Linked DNA regions of Homo sapiens: region 1 is linked to region 2. A link is a contact called in ENCODE Hi-C or POLR2A ChIA-PET data. All regions are on one chromosome and are shown on one strand. Each heading gives the region's core, a stretch centred on a gene start or an enhancer-like site at or near the end of the contact. The rest is flanking DNA. Distances are from core to core; before and after follow the strand shown.

Region 1 (6,169 bases), core at 3,110-5,609, 98 kb after region 2:
TCCAGGGCGATCTTGGAAGCTACATGTTAAAGATGGCAGGGTCTTTGTCAGTGGAGCTCCTAACAACTTTGTGGAGTCCTACCCCACTCTACTGTCTTTTTCCACTGATTGGACTTAAATGAATAAGAAATAATTTGCTAGCTTTCTATTCTGTAATGGTTCCTTTTTATAGCATCCAGTTCTTATTTCAATAATGTAACAATATTTGTTACCTCTTTGAGGACATTGAAGATTGTTGTGGAGTTTTTGTGGTTATTGTTTGTTTGTTTTGCTTCCGGCATTGTGTGTTTCCTCTGAGTTCTTTTTGGCACCTACCTGTTTGGATCACTCTTTCACATTGAGTTTTTCCTCAAGTATATGAGTATCATCATTGACTTCTGACCATATTTGAGAGTGAGGTATTGAAAAGCTGATTAAAAGCTATGTGACCATGGGTGGGGTTTGTTGCCTGGTTAATCTTCATTACAGAGATAAAGTGGCTGGCTGGGTTTTTCCATTTGAGAATATCATCTCAGTATCATTAGGGCTTTTCTACGCCACTGGCCAGTCTTCTTAGAGAAGGATTCTTCAGTCTTCTGCCCAGGCTCTGTAGACCTGACTGCTGGGTTCTCTGAGCTGATCAGGAAAATGGTTGAAGTTCTCCCCATTCAGAATGTGGAATTGCCTGTTTTTGGAAGACTCTTTCCACTGTTTTTCTGTTTTCAGTTGCCTGCCCTGGACCTCTTTGCTACATCTGGTGTTTTGGGTCTGAAACCTCTCTGGTTAAAGTTTACTCCACAGTAAACCTTCGGTCCCCTGGCAGGGTTGGGGAGAGATGCGTACCTCTCAATGTTCCTGTTTCAGACCCACGTCTCCTTTTGTCCGCAGTGTTCTGCGGTGTGAATGGGCTTGCTTCTCCTTTGAATTCTCTTTTAAGAATGTTGGGGCGCACCACTCAGATGGCCCCCTTTTGATGGAGGTCTCATTTCCCAGCTGCTAGGAGTATTGGCTGATGACATTCCTAGGAATTGACCATGGATGATGGGAACTGCCACATCCAAAGTTATCCCAAGGCCTAAGCCCCTTGCCTTAATTTGGGACCACTCTGAAGGGCTTCCTATGAGGTCTTCTGCGACTGTGCTGTGACTCCATCTCAGCTCCACCTGTCTCTACTCAGTCCTGCTTCTTTCACTCCCCAACAGGTGACGTACCCAAGAGCTCTGCCCAGTAAACTTCCAGCACCAGATTTCCATCTCTGGGTCTGTTTCACTGGGAACCGAATCAAAGACACCTTTCAGTCTCTAGCTGTTTCATCTCATTTTAATATTCCAAAAACATATTGGTATTTTTCATCTGCTATTATCTCCTCTCCTATATTGATTGACTTCACGAGTGTATACCTATTTTCCTTCTTCTGTTCTCATTTTATTGATATTTCTACAAGGCATCTGGCTTAAACATATGTGTTAAATCTGTTGTTTGACCAGAAGTCTGGAAACATATTAATAACACCATAGAACACATAACAAATCCTTCTAGCTTCATATAGGTCATGTGAGAATTACTAAAACTAACTCCCTTTTATGGACACTATTTGAGATGGAGTATTAGAGAGTAAGAGACTGTAGGGTAAATATGCCAGATCCAGACCGCCAATGGAAAAGCTAGAGAGCAGTCCCCATACTTTCCTGGATTACCCCCTCCCCTACCCCAAGCTATGCTCCCTCTCCTTCCTGGGGGTGGCGGGGGGTGGGCACTGAATCCCCACCAAGCTCTGAGCCTGCTCTCTTTCTCTCCAGGCCTTCGCAGATGCTGCTTTCACAGCCTGGAATGTCCTTTCTTCATTTCACCTGACCAAGTCCTTTTAACCTTCCAGAACCCAGCACAGAGCATCATTAACCCCTCACACTCAGCACTGGGTCAGGTACCTCCCTTGTGCATTTAAAGTACCCCACTCCTGCATTCATAACAACGCTTAATATACCAGAATTGTCACTGCCTGTGACTTTGACCTCCTTGAGCACAAGAACCGAACATTTTTCTTTTTAGAGCTAGTACTTCTCACAGTACTTGACAGATGTTTAAAAGTGGCTGTAGAGGCCGGGCGCGGTGGCTCACGCCTGTAATCCCAGCACTTTGGGAGGCCAAGGTGGGCGGATCATGAGGTCAGGAGATTGAGACCATCCTGGCTAATGCGGTGAAACCCCGTCTCTACTAAAAATACAAAAAAATTAGCTGGGCGGTGGCGGGTGCCTGTAGTCCCAGCTACTCGGGAGGCTGAGGCAGGAGAATGGCGTGAACCTGGGAGGCGGAGCTTGCAGTGAGCCGAGATCGTGCCACTGCACTCCAGCCTGGGTGACAGAGCGAGACTCTGTCTCAAAAAAAAAAAAAAAAAGTGGCTGTAGAACAAATGGAATAAATGGATCAATGAATAGATGTATGGATGCTTCAAACAGGCTCTCCTTGGAAAGACTGCCATAGAAGAGCAAGGCCTCAGGCTTGGGGAAAAAAGAGGAGTTCAAGTTAGGAATGAGTTTCTCCTGTCCAGCTCTCACCTAAACCTTGGTGAACTAGTTCCCAGAAATAGTAGAGTAAAGGAGGTGGTCCAGCCAGTTGTTACTGATCTGGATTGGCAGAAATGGAAGAAAAGATGCCAGAGTAGCAATGGAGTATTGATGCAGAAAAGGCAGAGAAGGGAATCCGTATGTAAAAATACCAGCCTGAAGCTGCAAAAAGCTACAAACAAGAACCTCCCTAAGAGCTTATCATACCAACAATAAGAAGCACTACTACTAACGCTTATATCTTAGGGACTTTTTACAGTTCTGTGATGTTGTAGCTCATTTTATCTTTACAACAGTCTTATGAGTTGGGTGCTTATTCATATTTTATAGATGAGGAAACTGAGGCACAGGAAACTTACCCAAGTCGATTCAGCTAGGAAGTGGCAATGCCGGAGTCTAAATCCAGACAGTCTAAATTTGGCATCCATGCTCTCAACCATGACAAGAGAAAAGCTGCCTCCCCTCTCATTTCCTGATCTCACCGATTCACCACCTACCCCAAGTTGCTAGAAAAACAATTCATCTTTTTTGATAGAAGAATATTCCTGTCAAGGCAGGATTCCCAGCTGTATTTGGTCTCATAGCTCAGGTAGAACAAAAGTGAGGTGAGGAAGAGAGCTGGGAGGGAGAAAGGCCCAGTGTCTGGGATGGTCCTTATATCCCCTTCCCTTGACAAACACATTCCCAGAAAGAATCAGTATAGAGGAAAAAGGGAGAGAACAGAAAAACTGCAGATAGGTCCAACTGACTGTCCCTCCCTGGAGAGTGGTCCCCTCCAGGCCTGGTGGCAGGCACTCTGTGGCCTGCATTCCAAAGATGGGCTTTGGTTTTTGGACCCAGGAAGAAGGGGCCAATATGCATCAGGGATCAAGTCAGAGTCAGTGACTCAGCCCACACAAGGCCCAGAGGTTCAGTAACACATCACAAGATGCTGAGACATGTCTCAAACACTTGCCAGCTGAGTCCATCTGGAACATGAGTTCTGAGCAGAAAAGAGCAGGGAGATGAGGGGAGGAGCCCTGGATGTGCTAGTCAGTGAGAACTGACTCAGAGGTGACTTCCAAGGCCAACCTGGGGTGATCTGGCTGAGTCTCGGACCAGTCTCAAGTGCTGTGGAAGGTCATGAGAGTGGCAAGGCTGAACCTCAAGACCAGTTTCCCAAGCAGGGAGGAGAGGGTGACTCCAACACTGCCTAGCCTCTCCCATGCCGTCCCTTTCTGGTCTCACTCAGGCCAGGGAGGACTGTTTTCCCAGGATGGCCCACCCTGAAATGTAGGAGGCAAAAGAAAGGAGCGCTATCAAAAATCCCTGGGGCAGTCTTGTTGCCACTTCTCTGAATCCTTTCAAAGGAAAAGAGCTCATAAGCAAGGCCATGAAATTGTTCCCACTTGTATAAGCAGAATTCTCACACTTGTGACTATTGAGCTTGTGATGTGAAATTACTTGTTCCATGTCTGTCTTTCCCACCGGGCAGTAACTGTTACCAGGGAAGGGACCAGGCTGGTCTTGTTCACTTGTGCCTAGGAGAGTGCCTGGTACACAGCTGGTGCTCAACACATATGTGTTGGGTGATAAACTGTGCATGGACGCTGGTCTTCTTCTAGCCCTTAGTTAGGAATTAGTATGAACAAGACCTCTTCCCACCCTTCTTTACCGGACCAGCCTGCAGATGCTCTTGCTCCCCTCTCCCCCGTCCACCAGGGCCTCATTTTGCATTTGCAGAGCCGGCAATTAAAACTCCCCCAGAAACTTTCTAAGAGCCAGAGGCCAGGTCACGTGGCTTGGGCCACCGCATGGAGCCTGGGCCTCCTCTGGCCCCAGTTGCAGCTCAGGTGTCAGAGGCTGGGCTGGGGGTGGGGGCTGGACTGGGAGGGCAAGATTTCTAGGAATCACTGGGGGCCTGAATTACTCAGATGAAGAATTTGAGAAGTTGATTCAGCTTTTGGGAGGAAATGTCAGTAACTAGGGGAAAAACAACTGGGATGAAGGGCGAGCTCCCTGGCTATGGGAAAGTGTGCTGGCTCCAAGTCAAACTGGCTCTCATCCAGATTTTTATTTCTGGTGTTTGGTGGTTACATAAAAAAAGCTTATAAACTTAACTCCAGTTAGAAAAAAATACAACTATTTCTAATATTGATCCTGGATAATCCCTTCAAACCTGTCAGGGAGACCACCCGGTGTGAAGGGAGGTGGGGGCCCAGTAGGTGACAACTTAGGGAGGGCTGGGGCCAAGGAGGCTCTGGGGCTGCTTGATTTGGAACAGCACCTTCTCCATGCAGGATGCCTGTTTTACTGGTCACCTGGCTGCTTCCTATAGGATTTTAAGGACCAAGGGACAAAAAGTTAATGTACAGGCGTGCAGCCTCCAGCAGTGATTCCTAGCCTTTCTAGAGTGCTCCCATGCTCACATTTGTATCTGATATTTGGTGACTCTTCCTCTCTGGGCAGAAATAATAGGTTAGTGTATATTTTTCAAGTGGAAATGAATTAAAATAATTTTATCAGATTGATAAAAGCATGACAAATACCAAATAGAGGAATTAACGAAGTATATGAATGGACAGTTCACTATAGGAAAACAAATGCCAAATGAATGTGTGCAAAGATGTTCATCCCCAACAGTCGCCAAAGAAATGCAATCAAAACAAGGTACTATTTTGTGACTTTCAGATTAAAAGGACTAGAAAGAAATAATATCGTTTTTCAGTTTTAACTCTTGGAAGACCAGCAAGTCAACTGGAAGACCACTAGGCCTGAGGCCTCAGTCCGATGACTGGTCACCATATTCTCATATAAAAAGCATAGAGAGACAGAGTTCTTCCCAAATGCCTACAATAACCAGTTAGAAAATACAATGGGAAAAAAATTCCTTTCACAATAGCAACAACAACAACAAAATTTTAAATGCCCAGGAATTAATAAATTAATATAACAAGAAATGAGGAAGCTAGATAAAGAAAGCATTCTGCCTTACTGAGAGACAAGGACATCAAAAGAGGGGCACATCTAAAAATATCCGGATGAGTTAAAGATTTCATTGTAAAATATCAAATTGTAAAAGTCCTAGAGGAAAAGCTAGGTAATTATGTAATTATGAGATAGGGGAGACTTTCTGTGGATGATCCCAAAAGCAGAAACCATTAGCGAAAAGTTGGATAAATATGACCTATATAAAAATTTTTAAAGATATGTTGATGAACAGCATAAACCAAACTAAAAGGCAAATAACAAACTTATAAGTACTCAGAAATTTTCTCAATGTTAGCAGAAAACATGCTGCTGGCGTTGCATTTTGTTATAGAATGTTCATTAACATCTATTCTAAAGGAGTGTTTTTGGGGAAAGTGTCAGTAAGATGTGGTTTCAGTTCTTAATTCACAACAGCACATAATTCTGTGGGCCTTCTTCCAGTTCCTCAAAAACTACCAAGATCTTTTGGTTCTGACATCCTCTACATTTGCTGTTGTCTTTGCTTAAAAAGTAAATATGTCCTTTCTCACCCCATGGGCAGCCATGTCTCATGCTTCAGACTTGGGCACAAATGATGCCTTCTCAGAGAGGCTTACTTTAACCAGTCTAACTCAAGACATTCCTTACTCTTTATCCCACCAATATGTGCATTTTCT
Region 2 (6,020 bases), core at 149-2,648:
CCTGGAAGAGGAAAAATTCTGGATCCAAGGTTCTAGGACTTGAATAAACATGACATTCTGCCTCTGATCTCCTCAATTCTACCTCATTAAATTGTGAACTTCAGAGGGTCAAGAGCTGGATGATCCATTTTTATGATTAGAAAGTGATTCCTTCAATGAACCTACTACTTCTTCCTACATTCTTGTTAGAACTTTCTCAGCTATGAATCAGACTTTTCCAGGAAACTTCTACAGTCTTTACTTTGGTGACTACAACCACAATACTCAGTTGTTCCCAAGCAGAAAACTGAGGTTCATTCAAGACTTCAGTATTTGATCAAGATATTTTGCTTGGTAAGCTGGCTATTTTTTGATATAGTTTTATTTTCCCCATCTAGCTGGAATAAGATCATCAAAGTTGGTCATCTTACCTGACATAGCCTAGATATTTTCTTCTTCAGTACTAAACTTAGATGTCCCCACCTTTACAGAGTACATATTAGAGTAAGCAAGGCTAGGTTATAGCAAATAAGCCCCATAGTCCTTCTGTGGCTCTCCTCTAAGCAGTGACTTAGAGATCCTTATTGTTTTCATCTTATATTGCTGCCATCTGGATTCAGAGGTTACAACAGAAGGGAAAGAAAGTGGGAACATGGACAGTTGCACAGTGAATTTTATGGCCAGGCCTGAGAGTAGCATACATCATTTCTGCTCTATCCTATTGGATATCCAGTCATGTGGCCCCAACCTAAGGACTCCTAAGGGTGTCTGGGAAGTGTAGTTTCCCATGTGCTTGGGAAGTGATAGATGGCATGAAATTTGGCGACCCCCAAAGCTTTATCTCTGCTATAGGAAGCCACCCTTCTCTGTTATTCTCCTCTTCAGTCTGGGTTAGGTGCCCCTCTTCGACTGTAGCACAGTCTGATATATAATAGGCACTAAATATGTTTGTTGGTTAGATGAAATGAAAGATGGATTAATTGTAACCTAAGATCTTACGTCTATTAAAAGAGTGAACTAGAATTAATCAGTATTGAATTGGTTAATTAACAGAAAATTCTCTATTCATTCAAGGTATGCCTAAGAATTATAGGAAGAAATTGAAACTACACTGTTAAAAAATAGACTAGATTGGGGATCCCTAGGAAATTCCTTTTATTATTTCAACACACAACCTTAGTAGCCAAAGTCACTCCAACTCTCCTCCCCTCTGAGTCACTCTGGCAATCACTCTGTAGTTATTTCAAAGATTGGGAAATTTTCTGAAGGCAACATGGCCTGTCGATGGCATTGACTTTGGCTCCCCTCACCATCACTCTCATTGTTGCCATTAGCCCGTTTTTAAGGCCCTGAAGTTGGCTGCCCTTGAAATAAAGTGGGAAAACCTGCATTTGTGGGCCAGCTTGGTCCCCAGCCCAGTTCCCCAGCCAAAGAAAGTGAACAATCCTGTATTTGTGGCATCCTGAGCCTGCAGTGACCTTCCGGGCCAGCCAGGATGCCAGAGGGAATGCACATTCTCTGAAATGACAGTAGAGGAAGAACCAACCCATTGCCCCGGGACTAATGAATGGGTCCCTCTTTTCCCCCTGGGACAGCCTTAACAGGGCCACATGTAGGGCTTAACTCTTTTGTATCTTGAGCTTTATACATAGAGGCTGATCTGTCTTGTTTCTTAGCTGGAAATTAATTGGGCTGAAAATAGATAATTAGTTTTCAATGTTAACTGCAGTTATTTATTTATTTGAGTGATTATTTGATTAACGTATTTCTTTACCTTAATACTAGAGAGCAAGGACTATGTCTGCTTTGTTTTTCATTTTATTCCCTAGTAGTTAGCATAGTGCATGGCAGAGAGTAAGTTGTAGGGAAATATTTATTTACATGCAGAATGACTGTGGCAAACCTTGTCTCAAAGCTCAAGCTCTTATTTTGTTTTGTTTTAGCATTGTTTCCCCCGAGAGTGATCATTTCTGCTTCTTGTTATAAGTATAAAATACATTATCAAGTGGCTTCTGCTGTGTGTTTTTGACTCAGTGAATCCCAGAACCATCAAGACAGAGGCTGGGGATCAGCCCCTTCACCAGCTTTCAACTTTGGGCTGGTGGTGAAACCTCATTTTCAATTGCTTATGTATACATGTATCCTGAGTGTAATCAACAGGACTGCTCCACAAACCCAGGGGGTAAATACTGTCACATTTAGCTTCTTTACACAAAACAAGTAGCCTAAGTTCCCATGGTTTATCAGACTGTGGGATTAGCAGAAAGTCTAGCCTCTCCGTCTTGGGGCCCTCTGTCTCCCCATAACTTTTCCAAAATCCCAGAGGTTTACATAATTCAAAAAGAAGGGTCAGCCTGACTTTCACACTCCAGGGGGGGAAATGTTGCTGATCATTGCCACATGGCTGTGGAAAGTGCCCACTTGAGCCTTCAGATGATGTTAGTTCAAGGCTTTGCACAGGCTATTCAAGGTCTATCTGAGTCTGTTTGTGCTACAGTAACAAAATGCCTGAGCCTGGGTAGTTTATTATCAACAGAAATTTCTTTCTCACAATTCTGGAGGCTGGGAGTCCAAGATCAAGGCACTGGCAGGTTCAGTGTCTGGTTCCAAGATGGCACCTTCTTGCTTTATTCTCTGAAGGGGAGGAACAGTGTGTTTTCCCATGGGAGAAGAGTGGAAGAGCAACATGGACCGAAACTAGTTCCTCACACTCTTTTACAAGGCACTAATCCATTCATGAGGGCGGAGCTCTCCTGACTTAATCACTTCCCAAAAGGCCCCACCACTCAGTACCATCACATGGAGATTAAGCTTCAACACATGAATTTTGTAGGGAACGCATTCAAACCACAGCAAGGTCTCTTCAGGAAAATGATCAACCTTGTGTTCAGCTTGGCCAAGATGGCCCCTTGCTTAAGTTCCCAGAACTGCAGAAAGTTAGTTCTTAGTACTAACTTTCAGTCCCTTATGTGACCTTTCTGCAAAGATCCAGTCATCCAGAGGGGTGGCATCAGATTGTATCAGGCCGTCCAGCCCTATAGACCCCAAACTTCTGTATACTCTTCATCCCCTGGGACTATTACATTGCAGGTCTGACAACTTTTCCTATTCCATCTTTGAAACATAAAAAGTTCTCATTATTTCTCACTTCCAACAAATAGGGCTACCCACCGACTTCTTCATACTGGTCACCCGGATGGTCTCTAGGGGGCTCTATTGCCGTCAGGAGGAGGGAACTACTTGCAGTGCTTTAGGACAGTCTGTATTCCCAGACTTTCTGACACCTTTTTTAGTAGAGAAGAGAAGCTGGAGGGGGAGATGGAGAAGGAAGAATGAGGAGAACACTATAATAGAAGCTAAATATCGGCAGATCATTCTACTACACAGCTCTTCACACTGACTGTATAGGCAAATTTCCTGTTTATCCTGAGCAGAAGGCAGCCTTCCTTCTCTAAATTGTACCTACTCAAAAATTTAGGCTACAAACTTACAATCAGGAAGAAAACTGAAAGCTCTTCCTGTTGAGTCATCCGGCTTTAAAGTGCTGGATCTTTGCTGGACATTGTAGTAAATTAATTGAAAGTTTTGTGCAAAATATTATTTCAGGGGATGGGGTAGGCTCCTCGGATGAAACAGCAGTGTGTTTGTGAGGTCAAATTTTTGCTTCTTAGAATAAGAGTCACTTTGATTTTGGTGGGGCAGGATCACCCGTGGGAGGATAACTCATCCACACATATCAGACATGAATCCTTCAGTGAGAGATGGGGAGTGGGAGCAGAGTGGTCAGGGTATCCCTGTGAGGCAAGGGAGGGATCCTGACCTCTGGTGCACCTGACCTCTGGGGGACTGGCTCTTGGGTCCAACTCAAGGTTCCTTTTCAGGGCCTGTGGCATGTCCTCCAGGCCATACTGCCATCTTTAAAATACTGCCGGCACCTAGTTGTTACTGTCAGCACCTGGCTGTGGTAGGGGAGGACAGACACCGATGATTCACGAGGCGTGATCCAGAGCATTGTAACCATTAGTAGTAGGTGTGAAGGGAAATCATCAAACCATGTGAAGGTGGGAAAAGTTGTCACAAGTTGCAAATCTATAAGACAAAACTGTAAGACCAATGAAAATATTGAAAAAATTCACTGCACTCTATGAGGCTGCTGTGAGAAGCAAAAGAAGCAAGTGTAAAGCCTTCAGGTGTCACAGAAATAGGCCCCTGATCGTGCCTCAAACCATAAGACGTCAGAGCATGAAACACCAGTGAGGGAGAGTGATTGCGTTTCACAGATAAAGAGCCTATGAGCAAAACCAATCTTCCTTTCCTCTGAAGTGTGCCCCATTGCTGAATCATGCTGATGAGTTATCATGGTTTTCCTCCTGCATGATTTTCTTCTGTAATACTCATTTCAGAAGTTAAAAAAAAAACAACAAAACAAAACACAACAAAAAAACCTGCTACCTGTTTCTCTTTTTAATCCTGCATTTTAACAGACAGGCCAAGAGCAGGAGCAATTAGTCTCCCTGAGGATTTGCAAAGGGGAATTCCAATTGTGAGCGAGCTGTCATCCTTCTCCTTCAGTTGTTTAAATGTGATTCCATCTAATTCAGTTCCAGAGCAGGTGTTGAGCATCTTATGTGTGCAGACACTTACTAGGCACTGCTAGGATAGACTAGGACAGGCAGGATGCTGCCACTGCCCAGGTGGAGCACATCATCAAGCGGGGGCCACAGAGACATAGACAAATAGTTATCTGGAATTACAATGTGGAACAGAGGAGGGAGTGATAGATTTTATCTTAAAGGAGTTAGGGAAGGCTGTAGAGAGGGTGATGTGTGAGCTGGGTCTTCAAGGATGAGTTGGCCTTGTGGGCAAGACAAGAAATATCAAATAAGCTGAGTGGGAGCATAGAGGAAAGGCTAGGGTGCATAGAAGTGCATGGGGTAGAATGAGAGCCAGGATGTGTGTGGCTGGATGGAGGGTGAGGCCGATTTTAGAACAGTGATGTTCTAACAGGCAGGCAGGTTTAGGGTACAAAGGAGCTTGGATCCTTGCTCGGGACTTAGGCTTCAGGCAGAATTTCACTAGTACAGGCCAAAAGCTGGTGGCCCTGGAACGCAATGTGCAAGCAGCTCAGATTTCACAGGAGACTGCTTTAGGATGGAAGGTATTTCCTGGAGACCTTGCCACTGATGCCAGAAATTCCCAGCATTTCACTCACTCCTCAGAGGCCTCTGGAAATGTGCACATGCATGCTTCCTGAAAGGGGTAATACATTCACAAGCTGACCCCACTCTCCACGTGCTGAATGTCACTACCTAAAATCACTCACATTTCTGGAACTCAAAGGCAGGCTCTGGAGCTAGGCTACCTGCGTTCAAAGCCCAGCTCTACCACTTGCAGCCATGGAGCCTGGGGCAACCTACTTAACCTCAGAGGCCAGGTGACAGGGAGGCACCCACAAGTGAGGTGAGGCACACAGAGATGCCAGCAGCAGAGTGCAGAGAACGTGGGTGCAAATACATTCCTTTGCCCTCACACACCTTTTACCCTCACCAAGCCAATTCATAGCAGAATGCTCTAGAACAGTGTTGACCAACAGAAATATCACATAAACCATGGATGTAATTTAACATCTTTCTGGTAACTCAATTACAAAAAAAAAAAAATGGAAAGAAACAGTTGGAATTAACTCTTTTCCCAGAAAACGTTGTAAAGAGTAGCATGAAATTAACTTTAATAATATACGTGTTAACCAAATATATCCAAAATATTGTCATTTTAACGTGTACTTAACATTTTTAAAAATTAGTGAGATATTTTACATCTTCTTTTTGAGTACTAAGTCTCTAAAATCTGGTGTGTATTTTTTTTCTTACTGCATACCTCAATTTGTACTAGCCACATTTTAAGCTGCCATATTGAATAGCACAGCTCTAGTACAATGGCCCAAATGACTGTACTGAAATCATAACAATAGCTAATATTTCTTGACTACCAGCCAAGAGATCTTGGGCAAATTACTAACACTGTGCCTACAGTTTCCTTCT

What was found. A loop is a pair of places that touch in the nucleus more often than their neighbours do. ChIA-PET counts read pairs that join two places held with the same protein, here RNA polymerase II (POLR2A). Pooled maps may share reads with other maps.
Region 1: a map of CD4-positive, alpha-beta memory T cell shows a loop between it and region 2 (2.6-fold over the local background). The contact joins two enhancer-like sites. A Hi-C loop is called at or near these places in 1 of 168 maps with a recorded cell type or tissue (CD4-positive, alpha-beta memory T cell) and 5 of 50 pooled maps. POLR2A ChIA-PET finds 5 or more read pairs at or near these places in 2 of 52 experiments (A673 and RWPE1).

Annotation. Positions count from the first base shown.
Region 1 is chr1:91,647,437-91,653,605 of GRCh38, forward strand. No RefSeq gene overlaps it. Among named protein-coding and RNA genes, the nearest start is that of CDC7, 150 kb to the left of the region's middle. Within about 2 kb of position 4,360, at least 17 of the 41 ENCODE cell types and tissues checked have a DNase peak (open chromatin) inside an H3K27ac peak, as active enhancers do.
Region 2 is chr1:91,552,078-91,558,097 of GRCh38, forward strand. The region is part of intron 3 of LOC102723436 (a long non-coding RNA gene); the gene reads right to left. Among named protein-coding and RNA genes, the nearest start is that of CDC7, 54 kb to the left of the region's middle. RefSeq lists an enhancer at 3,899-4,058. Within about 2 kb of position 1,399, at least 3 of the 41 ENCODE cell types and tissues checked have a DNase peak (open chromatin) inside an H3K27ac peak, as active enhancers do.